2 separate regions of the Homo sapiens genome follow, and region 2 is linked to region 1. A link is a contact called in ENCODE Hi-C data. All regions are on one chromosome and are shown on one strand. Each heading gives the region's core, a stretch centred on a gene start or an enhancer-like site at or near the end of the contact. The rest is flanking DNA. Distances are from core to core; before and after follow the strand shown.

What was found. Hi-C counts contacts between places; a loop is a spot of excess contacts on that map. Pooled maps may share reads with other maps.
Region 2: a pooled map shows a loop between it and region 1 (7-fold over the local background). The contact joins two enhancer-like sites. A Hi-C loop is called at or near these places in 13 of 37 single-sample maps with no recorded cell type and 5 of 50 pooled maps.

Annotation. Positions count from the first base shown.
Region 1 is chr9:133,942,872-133,949,586 of GRCh38, reverse strand. All of the region lies in intron 1 of VAV2 (vav guanine nucleotide exchange factor 2), which reads left to right. Among named protein-coding and RNA genes, the nearest start is that of VAV2, 46 kb to the left of the region's middle. RefSeq lists enhancers at 177-686, 687-1,196, 3,538-3,647, 4,308-4,357, 4,397-5,250. Within about 2 kb of position 4,131, at least 8 of the 41 ENCODE cell types and tissues checked have a DNase peak (open chromatin) inside an H3K27ac peak, as active enhancers do.
Region 2 is chr9:134,393,617-134,400,331 of GRCh38, reverse strand. The region is part of intron 1 of RXRA (retinoid X receptor alpha); the gene reads right to left. Among named protein-coding and RNA genes, the nearest start is that of MIR4669, 18 kb to the right of the region's middle. RefSeq lists enhancers at 2,511-3,419, 3,797-3,976, 6,284-6,443. Within about 2 kb of position 4,016, at least 17 of the 41 ENCODE cell types and tissues checked have a DNase peak (open chromatin) inside an H3K27ac peak, as active enhancers do.

The DNA of each region.
Region 1 (6,715 bases), core at 2,882-5,381:
AGGTGACCCGCCATTCGAGGGGGCAGGTACAGAGGAGGAGAAAGGCCATTTCTTCCTTTCATGAGCTGGGCTTGGGTTGAAAGAGACAAGGTCAGGAAGTGGGGATAGGGAACAGTGTTCAGGCCACTGGAACAGCACAGTCAAAGGCTCAGAGCCCTAGCGGGTGCCACGTGTCAGCCACGTGTCTCCAGCATCCAGGGCCCCCAGCCCACCTTGAATGAACCAAAGCTGGAAAGCTGGGGGTGGGAGTGGCCAGGAGACCTTGTGGAAAGTGTTGGAAGGCACCGGAATTGGGTCAGGGCGTCCTCGGGGAAGGAGGGGAAGTGTGCAGAGACAGGGGTCCGGAAGCTTGCTAAGGGCAGGGACTTGCCTCTGTGGGTCTGACTTGGAGGGCTTCCTCTACCAGTGCCGAGGTGGTGTAGTGCGTTGTGAGTCGCGTTTTGGTAGTCATCCTGGGAGGTGCCCTGGGAAGCAGGAGGGCCCAGCGTAAGGGAGGAGCATGTTTCTCCCCAGGAGTGCTGGTGTCAGAGGGATGGAGAGGCACCCACCGACAGAGCCTGTGTGCAGCTAGCTCTGCCTTCACGCAAGCCAGCCGGGACCCTCCCTCCTCCCAGGTTGTCCGCAGATTAGGCTGCCTCTTGCCTATGCCGTGGGGCTCCCATGGGGACAGGACCAGACCACCTGGATTAGACCTGGGTCTTCCCCTCACTACCCTGATGAGCAGGGTGGTCCCTGAGCCGTTTCTCCACCTGTAGACCAGGGATACGTGACAGCTCGTTAGCAGGATGAAGCAGAGAGGAACGTCAAGGGCTTCGTGCTGCGCCAGGCACGGACTCAGCGGGCGCTGTTTGTTATGGGAGAAAGTGGAAGAGCCACCGGACGTTGTTTTAGCACATCGAGTGTTAGTGAGACTGAGAATGCTGGAAACCTTTACAGAATAGTGAAACGAGACACGCTGTTGTTGCAGCCCTTTCTGTCATTCCTGTGGACAAATGTAGCAGCCATGGCTCAAGCTGCTTGCTCTTGGTGGGGGGAGCTCCACTCCTGAGGGCACGCGGGCCGCCTGCCCTGCTGATCTGGCCTGCCCCTCTCTCTGCCAGTCGCCTGCCCCTGACCTGGGGGCAAGGCTGGCCCCCGAAGACCTTGATATGCACGAAGAAAACACCACCCCACTCCTCCAGATCACAGCAGGTAGAGCAGCTCCGCACCCCAGCTGGGCGAAGGGGGACACTCATGCGAGGCCATGCGCAAAGGCGGGTCAGGTTCATTACTCAGCCTGCTGGCCTGACGCCTTGGTCCTGGTGCGTGCGGAGCTGAGGAAATGGGCCCGAGCGAAGGAAGTTCAATTGTCCAGACAAAATCAACTCGTGACACTCCTCAATCAATCCCTGGCTGAGCTGTGCTTTCCCTGCCTGGAGCAGTGAATGAGCTGGAGTGGCCTCGGACATCTGCCTTGGGAGCCCCGCACTGCAGCCTCTCTTTAAGGGCTCAGTGCGGTCTGAGCATAGTGGCTCACACCTGTAATCCCAGCACTTTGGGAGGCCGAGGCAGGTGGATCACTTGAGGCCAGGAGTTTGAGACGAGCCTGGCCAACGTGGGGAAAGCCTGTCTCTACTAAAAATACAAAAATTAGCTCGTCATTGGTGGCACAGGCCTGTAGTCCCAGCTGCTCGGGAGGCTGAGGCGGGAGAATCGCTTGAACCTGGGAGGTGAAGGTTGCAGTGAGCCGAGATCACGCCACTGCACTCCAGCCTCGTTGATGCAGTGAGACTCTGTCTCACACACACACTCACAAAGGCCATAGCGCGGGGGCCCTGGTGATGGCCTGGGAAGCCTCTCAGTGTTCATGATGACTGTCAAGTTAGACCAGTTTGTTTTTTTTTTTTTGAGACGGAGTTTTGCTCTTGTTGCCCAGGCTGGAGTGCAATGGCATGATCTCGGCTCACTGCAACCTCCACCTCCCGAGTTCAATCGATTCTTCTGCCTCAGCCTCCTGAGTAGCTGGGATTACAGGCATGCGCCACCACGCCTGGCTAATTTTGTATTTTTAGTAGAGACGAGGTTTCACCATGTTGGTCAGGATAGTCTCAAACTCCTGACCTCAGGTGATCCACCCGCCTTGGCCTCCCAAAGGGCCAGGATTATAGGCGTCAGCCACCGCGCCCAACGACAGACCAGTTTTAAAGCAGATACGGGCCTCCCTGAGTCTCGGTCTCCTCATCTGTAAAATGGGTGATAAGGGACCACCCCCGCCCCCTGCTAGAGTGGTTATTGGATCTGACCAGCTAATGGGTCCCTGGTGGGGTGGTGTGTAGAGTTGTGCAGGTGACATTGATGTGTGCAGGAATAAGGGGTCGAGGCCAGACCCTACCTTTCACCTGCTTGCTTGTTTTCGGAAGAGATGCTTCTGGAAGCGAGGTTGCCACCTAAGCAGCAGTGGCTGTCCTTGGGGGCCCCTGACGTCTTGGAAGGCATCGTGGACTCTCTGCTGCTTGAGGAGAAAGCAGGGCCCTTTGAGAGGTGTCAGCAGTCAGAGGACACCTAAGAGTGCTTCCTAGACATTCATTCATTTGTTCATTCATTAATTCATTGGTTCATTTGTTCGTCTACCAGATACTGAGCCCGTGTGATGGGCTAGGCATTGTCCAGGGCATTTGGGACCCAGAGGGAGCAAACGGCGTCAGCTCCTGTCTCCGTGAGCACCTGGCCAGCCTGTCACCCAGGGTCACCTGTTTATCTACCTGATGGGCCCCAAATTTGATCCATTCCATCAAGCTGCATCTGTTGAATAGTAATCAAGCTATTTTAAGTGGTTTTTGGAATGAGCATGGCATAAATAAAACAGGAAATTAATTTGTTTTCCCATTTTTTTATTGATCAAAGACATCCTCAGCTGCCAGTCAGAGCTTCTGATCAGCACGACGCAGCATTGTGGCCCCAGGGAGTCAGCACCACTCCAGCTGGAAGCAGAGCAGCCAGGCGTGCAATCGGTCTCTGCTAAGCGCAGTGTTAGTGACACTTGTTGAAGTATTTCAAGAAAACGCACTATGTCTATCTATGTCTGTGGGTACTTCCTGGAGCCTTTGCCGCAGGGCGTGGAGGCTGCACATGGAGACCCCCAGCTTGCTCAGAAAGACCCAGAGGCTTGAAAAGAGAGTGCCTGTTCTCCTGAGGCCCAGAAGCTGTGGTGCCCTGTTGCTTTCAGGGCTGTGGTGCCCAGGTTCCCTTTTGCAGCAAGGAGCACATGGGGTGGGGGTCTTCACCTCCCAGTTGCTGGGCTGCTCTGGCCATGAGCAGAGAGCCTGAGGCCAGGCCCCAGAAGTCCCTTGTCGGCCTGTGTCCCTCCCCCAGTCCCTGGCAGCTGCCTTGAGGAGCTCTGCTGCGAACTAAAGGCCAGCGGGGTGGCGGGCTAACAGCTCCAGGGTGGGACCATGGTGATGAAGGGCCCAGGTTCTCGTGCACTGTGGCTGCTCCTCAGCTCCAGCTAACTGTGGCACCCCAACCCCCCTGCCAGCTCTCCCAGTGACCAATGTCTCAGGGGACTTCTGGACTTCCCCAGTGAGATGGCCTCAGTACAGTCTCTTTGAGTGAGAGTCCCAGCATCGTGGGAGTCAGAGGGCAGGGTTCTCCTTGCCCATTTTACAGATTGAGAAACTGAGGTACAGAGAAGCTGTGTGGCTGTTGAGTGGGAGCAGGCCTGGGTTGTCCCCACCTGGAGCACCTGCTGTGGGGTCTGCACTGGAATGTGGTTGTGTGCAAGAGGCCAGGGGGAGGTAGGACTGTGCAGGACAGGAGTCGGTGGTTCAGGGATGCCAGCCAGAGACCTGGGAGGAGCCCTGCCTGTTGGTGACGATCTACATGGATGGGGAAGGTTGGGCCAGGCGATCTGGAGACCCCAGCTTGGGGCTTTCCCTGCAGGACCCCACCCCCAGCTGAGTGCCACTCCTGGGACTGAGGACACCCGGGCCCCTGACCTTCCTGGTGGGGCAGCCAAAGGGACTTTCCCGGGCATGGGCCTGCCAGAGGCTGGGGGCATCCTGAGAGGAACCGGGCCTGGGTTCAGATCGCGGGTCACCTGCCTTCTGGGGCCTCCATTTCCACATCTGACGGAGCAAATGTGGATGTGAAAGTGCTAGTGGGCTGTGAAATGGCGCATGCGTGCTAGTTAGTTATTATGTGCCGATCAATCAGGTCAGCCCCCTCCTCTCTGGCCCCATTCCTAAGCCTTGGTTTCTGTGGGTGGGGCCTGCCCCTCAAGCCCAAAGGCCGGGCTCCTACACTCAGTGCCTCCCCATCTCCTCTGAACAGACTGAGTTTTTGTCAAAGTACTGTTGTCATTTTAAAAAAGAAAAAATAATGGGATTTCCCTGCCCAGAAACCCATAGACAGGATAGCTTAGAGGCCAGCAGTCTGGCCTTGGGGGTCAAACCATCCCAGATCCATTGTTAGCTCAGTTACATCCTTGCTAGTGACCTTGGGCAGGCCAGCTGACCTCCTGAAACCTCAGTTTCCTCATCTGTAAATTAGGAATTGCTGCAGTGACTCAAGGGAGCTCTTAGCCCAGTGCCTGGCCTTCTGGAAAACCTGGCGGCCGTGGAGCGCCTATAATCACTGTGAGTCAGCGCACCGAGACGCGTAGCCAGTCTTGGCCGGAAGGGCCTGGAGCTCTGTGCCAGAGCCTCACTGTGCACATGAGGAGACTTGCCCGAGCTCTCCTGGGAGGAGGGAGCAGCGAGGGTCACCTCCCATAAAGGTCAGCCCGGCCCCACGCTCCTCCTGCATGGTCCAGCTGGGGCCCAGGAGTCAGCCCCTGAGACAGTGTGGCACCTGCCTTGACGACGCAGGCCTTGTGCTGCCGTCCTTGGCGAGACAGGACTTTCTTGCATCCCCTTAGGCGGGGGCCTGCTGCCCTTTTGCATCCCGGCCACTCCATTTGCCCCTGAATCCTGGGCCTACCCATGAGCTCACTGCTTGGAGCTTGGTTGTCTGTCTGTGCAGTGGGCCAGTGCACACCTCACAGGCTCTGCAGGTGGTGAGTGAGTTGGCTGTTGTGCACGTCAGCATCCTCCCTGCCTGTGGTCATTGTCAGGCTCTGCTATTACTCCATCACCATTGCCCAGGGGTCGATGGCCAAGCCACCTGTGTTCAAACTGCAGCTCCCCAGCTGAGGCCTGCTGGCTATGTGACTCAGGCAAGTGGATTTGCCTCCCCCGGCTTAGTTTCCCCTTTTGTACCCCTCTCAGGTCATGCCGGCTAGATGCCAGCTCTGGAGGGCGAGGCAGGCCTGTCCTGTTTCCCACTCCAGCACTGCCGGTGACCCGTTGCCAGTAAGGGGCAGTGGAAGGGCCCACATAGGCTGAAGGGCGCCCCTGCTCTCGGTGGGCTGCCGTGGGTTCTGCAGGGCAGAGAGGCCTGTCCCTGCCATTGTGTCCCCATCACAATAGATTGTTTCAGAGACCCTAAAGAGACGTGACTGTCCTGTGAGCATGTGAGCTTGGCCGGTGAAGCTTGCCATCCAGGATGCCCTCGGGCCTCACCTGTGGCTCAGACCTGGGCTCCTGGCTCTGGGGTCTTGGCTCTCCGGCCCTGCGCCGCCTCTCCTGTCTGTGACACCCCGCCCTGGCGCCTTGCAAGAGCTGAAGGACAGTGCAGCTGAACCTGGGGAGGTGGGCGACTGGGCATGGAGCCTGTGTCACCACACTAATCCGATTTCAGCCTGATTAGATCTGCGGCTGCCGATGAATGGGCCGGAGAGAAAGGGGCTGACGTTTCCAGGGCACACTACACGCTGCCTCTCATTGCAGCGCCAGAGCCTGGACAAGGGATTCTTGGGGCCCAGGGGCGGGAGCCCTCCCTGCAGTCTGGGGCTGTGGGGAGCAGGAGGTGGGGTAGCCCATGCCCCCTCAGAGTGCCCTAAACAAACACAGTGGGGACCCCATAGCCGCCAGCCTGGGGGAGAGGGCACTCAGCCCTGGGACCCTTGTCACAGGGCTTGTTTTCTGGGGACAGACCCTTGCTGTGGCCACTCAGCTGGACTTAAAGTCCAGGATGCTGGGGGAAGCAGTGGCTGCCTTTGTGGGGGGTCCCGAAGGCCAGGTTGGATCAATGAGAGAGAAGAATGCCGCTTGCTCCTGCAGCCACAGGTGACAGCTGAAGCCAGCCTTCATAGCTTGGGCGTGGACAGGGGACTTTTCACCTGGCGCTGACCACCATCTGGGCCTCCCTTTGCCACTGTCCCTCGGCCTGTGTCCTCAGTGGGCCCCTGTGGCCATGATGCACCTGCAGCAACCTCAGCCTTGGGTCCGGTCCCTGCCAACCGTCAGGGTCTCTGTCTAGAACCTGGACCTTGAGGCTCTGATTGGCTCCAGAGCGACCACAGACCTTGCAAACCAGGCCACTGAGGAAAGGGGTACAGGGATGGCAGGAGGGACCTGGTGCCTGCCCACACGCCCGTCCTCTCAGAGGGCCTTTGCCCTGGCCGATGTCGACATGGCTTCATTCTTGGCGCTGCCGCCCTCTGGTCAGGTGCCCACGTCCTTAACTCTCTGTGCCTCAGTTTCCCTTTGTGGAAAATGGGATGAACTGTAGAAAGCACAGGAAATGCTCCCTGAAGGGAGGCCGGGCCGTGTGTGGCCTCCCTCGAGGTGGAGCCTGACGTGGCCCCCAGGCTTTGTCCCGGTCTCTGCCATCCCCGTCCGTGCAGTCCCTGTCCCTG
Region 2 (6,715 bases), core at 2,767-5,266, 450 kb before region 1:
CACCCCTGGCTCCACCCCTCCCCAGCCCCAGGAAGACTTCACCTCCCCAAGCCTCAGAGCAGCTGTGTCCAGGGCACTGGCTCACTCGCTGGGTGCCAGGCTAGAGCGGGAGGAAGCCCTGGGCCAGGCCTCTCATGGGCATCTGCCTCCTGTGCACCCTGCATCTCAGGAAGACATGGCATGAGCTTTAGGATGCCACCACCACTCGGCAGCGTGGAAACTCGGGCCACTCCTGACCCCATCCAAAGCCAGCACTCTTCTTACCTCACACAGCTCTGCTGCCCCCAGCACCTGGCCAAGGCCAGCTCAGAGGCAGCAGGAACACAGAGGTTCTGCCACCCTGTGCCCACCTCTGCTCAGGAGCATTTGCCCATTCTTGTCCAGCAGCCTCAGGCCTGCTCCACACACCCCCTCTTGCTTCCTCTCCCAGGGAGGAAGGTGCAGAAAGGAGGCCTGGAAGCCAGCACTGCCCTGATTCAGCCAGCACTGCTCAGATTCAGCCAGCACTGCAGGGGCCTGGCTGCCACTAGTGCCCCATCGCAGTCGGGGTACAGACCCCACCAGCAAATGAGCCTTGTCTGACCCACTGGAAACCTTCATCATTCACAATATTGGGAATAAGCCATTTCATTGAACTAAAAATGCAGACTTAAGGAATTCCAGAACCAGATGTTGGTGGCACCTACTGGCTAAGACAGGTACTGCAAACCAGCCCTATTGGTCATTCAACTCCTGGGAGGAGGACAGGCAGGACCCACATGTAGATATCAAACACATGCAGCCCAGAGGTCTCCACATCCAGAATCCCCAGGTGCAGAAGGCCAGGGAGAGAACAGCTAGGAGCTGACAAGACAAAGCAGGCAAAAGAGTGTGTCCAAGACAGACAAACACAAAATCAGGCTGCTCACGAGTCTATGAAATACCTGCATAACCTGATGTTACTGATTCCTGCAACTCTTGGAGAAGCTACCACCACCAGCCTGTGACAGACAGGGAAACTGAGGCATAGAGAAGGTGTGTGATGAGAACTGCCCCAAAGGCACACTCCCAGAAACCTGCAGCTGCCCCTAGGCCAGGCAACCATGCCCACCAGGGCACTGCGGGGACCCTGGGAATGCCACATGGCTGCCTCATCACAGCCCCACCTCACCCACCTTCAGCTGACCCCTGCCGGAGGAAACCTGAGCCAGCTTCTTCCTTTACCAAGCCTCAGTTTCCTCATCTGTGAAATGCAGACAGGCACGCGTACTCAGCAGCAAGTTCTGCTCAGCCCCAAATCCACACAGACTGAGCCTGGACCAGGGCTGGGCCCTCCTTATCCAAGCCAATCCAGGGAAACACTGTGCTGACTTCAAGGCAGAAGGGACAAGAAAGCATGACTGTGCACAAATTGGCTTTGCAGCCATCTCCACCAGGTAGCCCTGGGAGCACCTGGGAGGAGGCCGGGCCATGCAGGGAGCCCAAACCTCAGCACTGCATTCAGAAGCCGGGCCTTGGAATGGCCTGATCTGAGGCCCTAGGCACCCCTGGGAAGGCCGCCCACCTTTCTTCCTGGCCTCTGGGAAGAAGATGGGAATTTTAAGGCCATGGGAGAAGACACTCCTGGATTCTTTCAGCTTCTCCACCCACCCCCTGCTCCAGATGTAATCTGGGAAGACTGGGGAGTCAGGGGGACACTGAGTTGGAGGAGGGGACTGGAGGGTTTCTGGGACAGCCTTCCAGGGCACCTCAGGAGCTGAATTATTTAAGCCAGCTGCCCCTGGGCCCTGCTCCCAGCCCTTCCTGTTTACACAGACTCCGTCCATAGCAGACACCTTCCCAGAGCCTGGGTGACAATAGGCTGGGTGTGTTTTCTGGAATCCTCTAGAGAGAGATGCTTTTTGGCCAGGAAGAGGACATTAAAAAAGAAGAGGCAAAAAATGCCTCGACATCCTCTACTCACAGCAAAGGGCCCCGTGTGTGGGCTCTGTCTCTTCCAGGTCATTTATCCGTCCCCACCCCTGATTAAGTGGTGGCTACCATAGGCGTTATTCTTAAAACATCCTACTTTGGGGCCGGGCAGGGTGGCTCACACCTGTAATCCCACAACTTTGGGAGGCTGAGGTGGGTGGATCACCTGAGGTCAGGAATTCAAGACCAGCCTGGCCAACATGGCAAAACCCCATCTCTACCAAAAATACAAAAATTAGCTGGGCATGGTGGTGCACGCCTGTAATTCCAGCTACTTGGGAGGCTGAGACAGGAGAATCGCTTGAACCTGGGAGGCGGAGGTTGCAGTAAGCAGAGATCGCGCCATCGCACTCCAGCCTGGGTGACAAAAGCGAAACTCTGCCTCAAAAAAAAAATAAAAAATAAAAAAATCCTACTTTGGACTTGCAGGGGCACTTGTTACCAGCTGGTCTTCACTGACTTCCGTGGCCCTCCAGGTTCACCCCCAAACCACAGGGACAGCCTCAGACACTCAGACCCAACCCGGGAGCCAGCAGACACACAGCCCTCCCCACACAAGGGAGCGGCAGAGGGGCCTGAGTGGCAAAACTGAATGGCGGGATCTGGGAACCTCAGAACCTGAGCCATACAGGGCCCCACAATCCCAGACCCTCACACCCCTTACACCCACCGTGCCCACTTAGGGACCACAGGCAATCAGTGTGACTCCGAACCCCAGGCGAGGAGGAGCTCAGGAAGAACTCAGGGACCTCCAGGGCTAAACGGAAGAGCAGAAAGCAGGCCCTGATCCCGGCAGGGGCAGTGCCCAGTAGCCCCAAGGCGCCTCTCACAGCTACTAGATTTCTATCCAGGAAGACTGCACAGAAGAAGTGGTGGAGTGATCACTCCCTTGGCACAAAACTGACTCTAAAGTGCAGATACCTGGAGGCCGGGAGCAAAAGCCTTGTACCAGAGATGAATGCCCCGGAATGCCAGCACCCAGGGCAGGCACAGAGCAGCTCCCTGGGCCCCCAGATGGCAGATCCTGAGTGTCGGGGGCTAAGCGGCAGGTTTAGTAACATTGAAGTAAGGAATGTTCTTGTCCTGACTGCTGCCCAGTGACGGCACAGGCTGCTCCGCGAGACGGTGAATTGCCACCCCAGGTGTATGCAGGCACCACTCAGGACCCCAGGGACACTCACACCCCAGAGGGTCTGCTGGAAGAGGGAAGGGACACCCTGTTGACCAAAGTTCCTGAGCTGCACAGTTCCCTCCAGAACGCTCACCAGTGCCAGGATGCTTCTGCTCCCTGGACCCCAGAGCAGGAAGCCTGGGGAACCCCCACCAACTCCCTTCCGGCCTCTGCCTGGCAGGCGGGGGAGGCAGAGAAGGTGGCAGGAAATGCCAGTCTGACTGTGGTGGGGGCGGGGGTGAGCCCTCAGGACTCCAGCCCCCTCCTGGGCAGCCAGGGAACCTCCGGCCCTTGGAGAGGGGAACTCAAAATCCCCACATCCCTTTGGAATCTGCAGGGCCAATCGCGGCAGGGTCTGAGCAGGCCACAGGCTGGGGCCGAGTGATCAGGTCACCTGTCTAGATGAAAAACAGAGGACACCCGGACCATCCAATCTGGCGCCCCAGGAAGCCCAGCGGAGGGAAGGACGGCGTTCTAAATGGGGGAGCTTGGGGTAGGGTCCCGTGGGCTCCACGGTGGGGAATCCAGGATGGTGCAAAGGAAAGGCAGGGTGCCCGGGAGGAGGGAGGAGCTCGGCCTGCGATGAGGAAGCCCACTGGGTAAACCAGCACCCAGATGAGAGCTGGTCCTGAGCCTGCCTGCTCCCGGTCCCTGCAACGTCCCTGCAACCCTATGCCACCTGCCTGGGGACCCCCCCGCCCGGAACTGAAACCCCGTTGCAAGCAGCTAGCAGGCCCTCAGAGCTTCCTGGATCACCCACCTCCAGCCCCCACCTCCGGAAGTACTGCTTCCCCTGGCCTCCCAGGGGAGGGAGAAGGGCAGCGCTGGCGGGGACAGGGATGAGGACGTGGCAGGGACCACGGCGCGTCAAGGTTTGGGGGAAGCTGAAGGTGGTTAGTGTAGGAGGAAGAGGAAGGAAGTGGCCACAAGCCCCAGAGGGTGAGGGGCCCTGAGGAACTAGGGTGGGGCGGGCAGCCATGCCCAACCCAGGAGATGCCGGCCATGGTGAGAATGGGCTTCTGCTCACCCTTGGGCCCACAAGACCCACCACTCCCTGACGGAGAGACCCTAGGCAACCCCTTAGCCTAGATGAGCCTCAGTCTCCCCTTCTGTAAAATGGGCATGCCAACAGCAGAGGTTGTTGAAGATGGGCCCTACGGGCCCTCGGCGGGGTGGGCTCTCCGTACCTGCTGCACATCTGTTTCCCGCCTCCCCGCAGGGGCAGGCAAAGACTCGGGCCTGTCACCTCCAGCCCCAGGAGCATGGCCCGCTAGCGGCCTCCAGGCCAAGTGTCAGCTTACAGCTCAGGTGGCCCAGGCTGGAATTTCAGCTCTTCTGAGGTTACCCTGCCCTTTCCCCAACCAACACCCTGGCCCTAAATCTCAGCCCCATCTGAGGACAGGCCAGATTGGCCCTCCTGAATAGTTAGGAGAGACCCAGGCCTGCCTCCACAGGAGCCTGAGGGCCCCAAAGCAGGGTCGGATGATGGAGCTCCCTGAAGGCAATGCCAAGGGGCCCCATGGGGAGGTCCAGCCCCCCACCTCGGCCAGGCCTATGAAGTCACCCACCTGCGGGAACATGGACACTCAGGCCCCTGCTCTGAGCCAGGGGTGCCCCAGAACCACCCAGACTCTGGAGGAGAAAGGAGGATGGGGCCTGGCACACCAAGGTGTCCATCTCCTTCACTGCAGCCCGCAACTGCTCACAAAACCCCCAGGAAGTGGCCCTAAGGACTGCCGGCCCCACACAGAGCCCTGACCAGCCTGCTCCCTAGCCCTGCCCTACCCAACCTTCCGTGACACATGCAGAGATGCCCCAAGGGCCCAGTGAGACGGGCCCTTCCATGATCAGCCCCCCATGGCCGGCCAGTGGGCCAGGAGGGAAAGGGTGAGAAGGAAGCAGCGGTGGACACAGGAAGCCACGGTGAGGCCAGGCGGGACTCCGCCAAGGGAGGGACAGAAATCTGGGTCTGCACCAGACACAACGCCACAGTCCTGCCAGCCCCATGGACATGTGGGAGTTCGGAGTGACCGGGGTTGCAGAGCCAGCACAGACAGGCTCCTGCCAGGACTGAGAGGGGACTGATGCTTCCCTGAGAGCCCACGGTGTCCCAGCCTCAGGACAGAGCCCAGCCAGGCCAGGTCGGTCAGGCTCTGGACTCCTGTCCGGCCTCTGCCTCTGTGAGTTTGGTCCCCCAGGTTCCACGTGACCAAGAGACCCTCAAGGACTCTGAATGCCAAACCCACTTTTATTATCACCACCCCTGCACAAATGCAGAGAAAGCAGGGTCTTGACTCCCTATCCGCTCACCCAGGAGGAGCCAAACACTGGCCTCTCCCTCCTTGAGCTCCATGGGGCCCCCTGACATTGCCTCTCACACCTCTGCCCTCCCAGCCCAAGAGGCCCCCATGGTGGGGACCTTGTCCAGTTTCCCCAGTGCAAGATCAGGGGCTGGCACAAGGGGAGACTGGGAGACGCAGGGTAGTGAGGGGGCGTGATGTCAAGATGAGGGGACCAGGGGTGCTGCCTGAGGCCTCTGGCCCCTGAGGCACGTAGCGTGCAAGTGCAGCTGGCCAGGCAGCTCAGTCCGCAGGGGATCCAAAGGCAGGGGTAGATCTGCAACCCAGACCTATGAGACCCTGCCCGGGCCTCCCCCAGAGACCTCCGCGAGCTGCCAGGGCATGAGAATGAGGAAGAGTGACCCACACACCTTGACCTTCTCCAAGCCTCAGTCAGGAGACACCAACCAAACACCCTTCAGTCTTGACTGACCTCAAACTCCCAGGGCACAGGCAGTGGCCCTTCATGGAGACAGGCTCCATCAACACCCAAAGGGCCTCGGCAGGAAAACCACTCTTGATTATAAAACTCAGCTTAAAGCAATGTCTGTGAAGGCATCCAGCGAGCGTGCAATGACACATCTGCACTGTCACTGCCATCAACATCACCGTCATCATCACCACCGTCATCACCACCACCATCACTATGATCACCATCACTCACCATTAACATCACACATCATCAGTCATCATCACCACCATGATCACCACCATCACCAACATCATCAACACCATCATTACATCATCATCACCACCACCACCACCGTCACCATCACTACCAGCTGAGCAACCCCTTGCCCTGCTCCACTGTGCAGATGGCAGGCTGAAGCCTAGACAGAGAGGTTGACAAGTTTTGTCATAAATAGCAAGGGGATGGTGTTTTGGGTCCTCTTGGCCATACTGAGCAAGTTGAGGACTGGCCAGCGGCAGAAGGAAGAATAGGAAGTGGTGCCGAGGCTGATGGCCACCCTTGCACAGCCCACTCATACAGCCCAGGGGCGCTGGGGTTAGACCCAGTGGTGGCAGGTACAGCTGCAGCCCAGCCACAGTGAGGGAAGTGGGAAGCACACACAGGAGGAAGAGGGTGCTCAGGAGGGGGCTCCCCATGAGCAGTCAGTGCCTGCACCCAGGAAGCATTCAAGACAGAGCTGAGAGGTGAAGACACTCACTAACTGGGGCATGAGGGCTAGGGTTTTTGCAGGAACCCCACCCTGTCATGCCTACTCCCCTGAGAAGCCCACCATGGGAGCTGCGG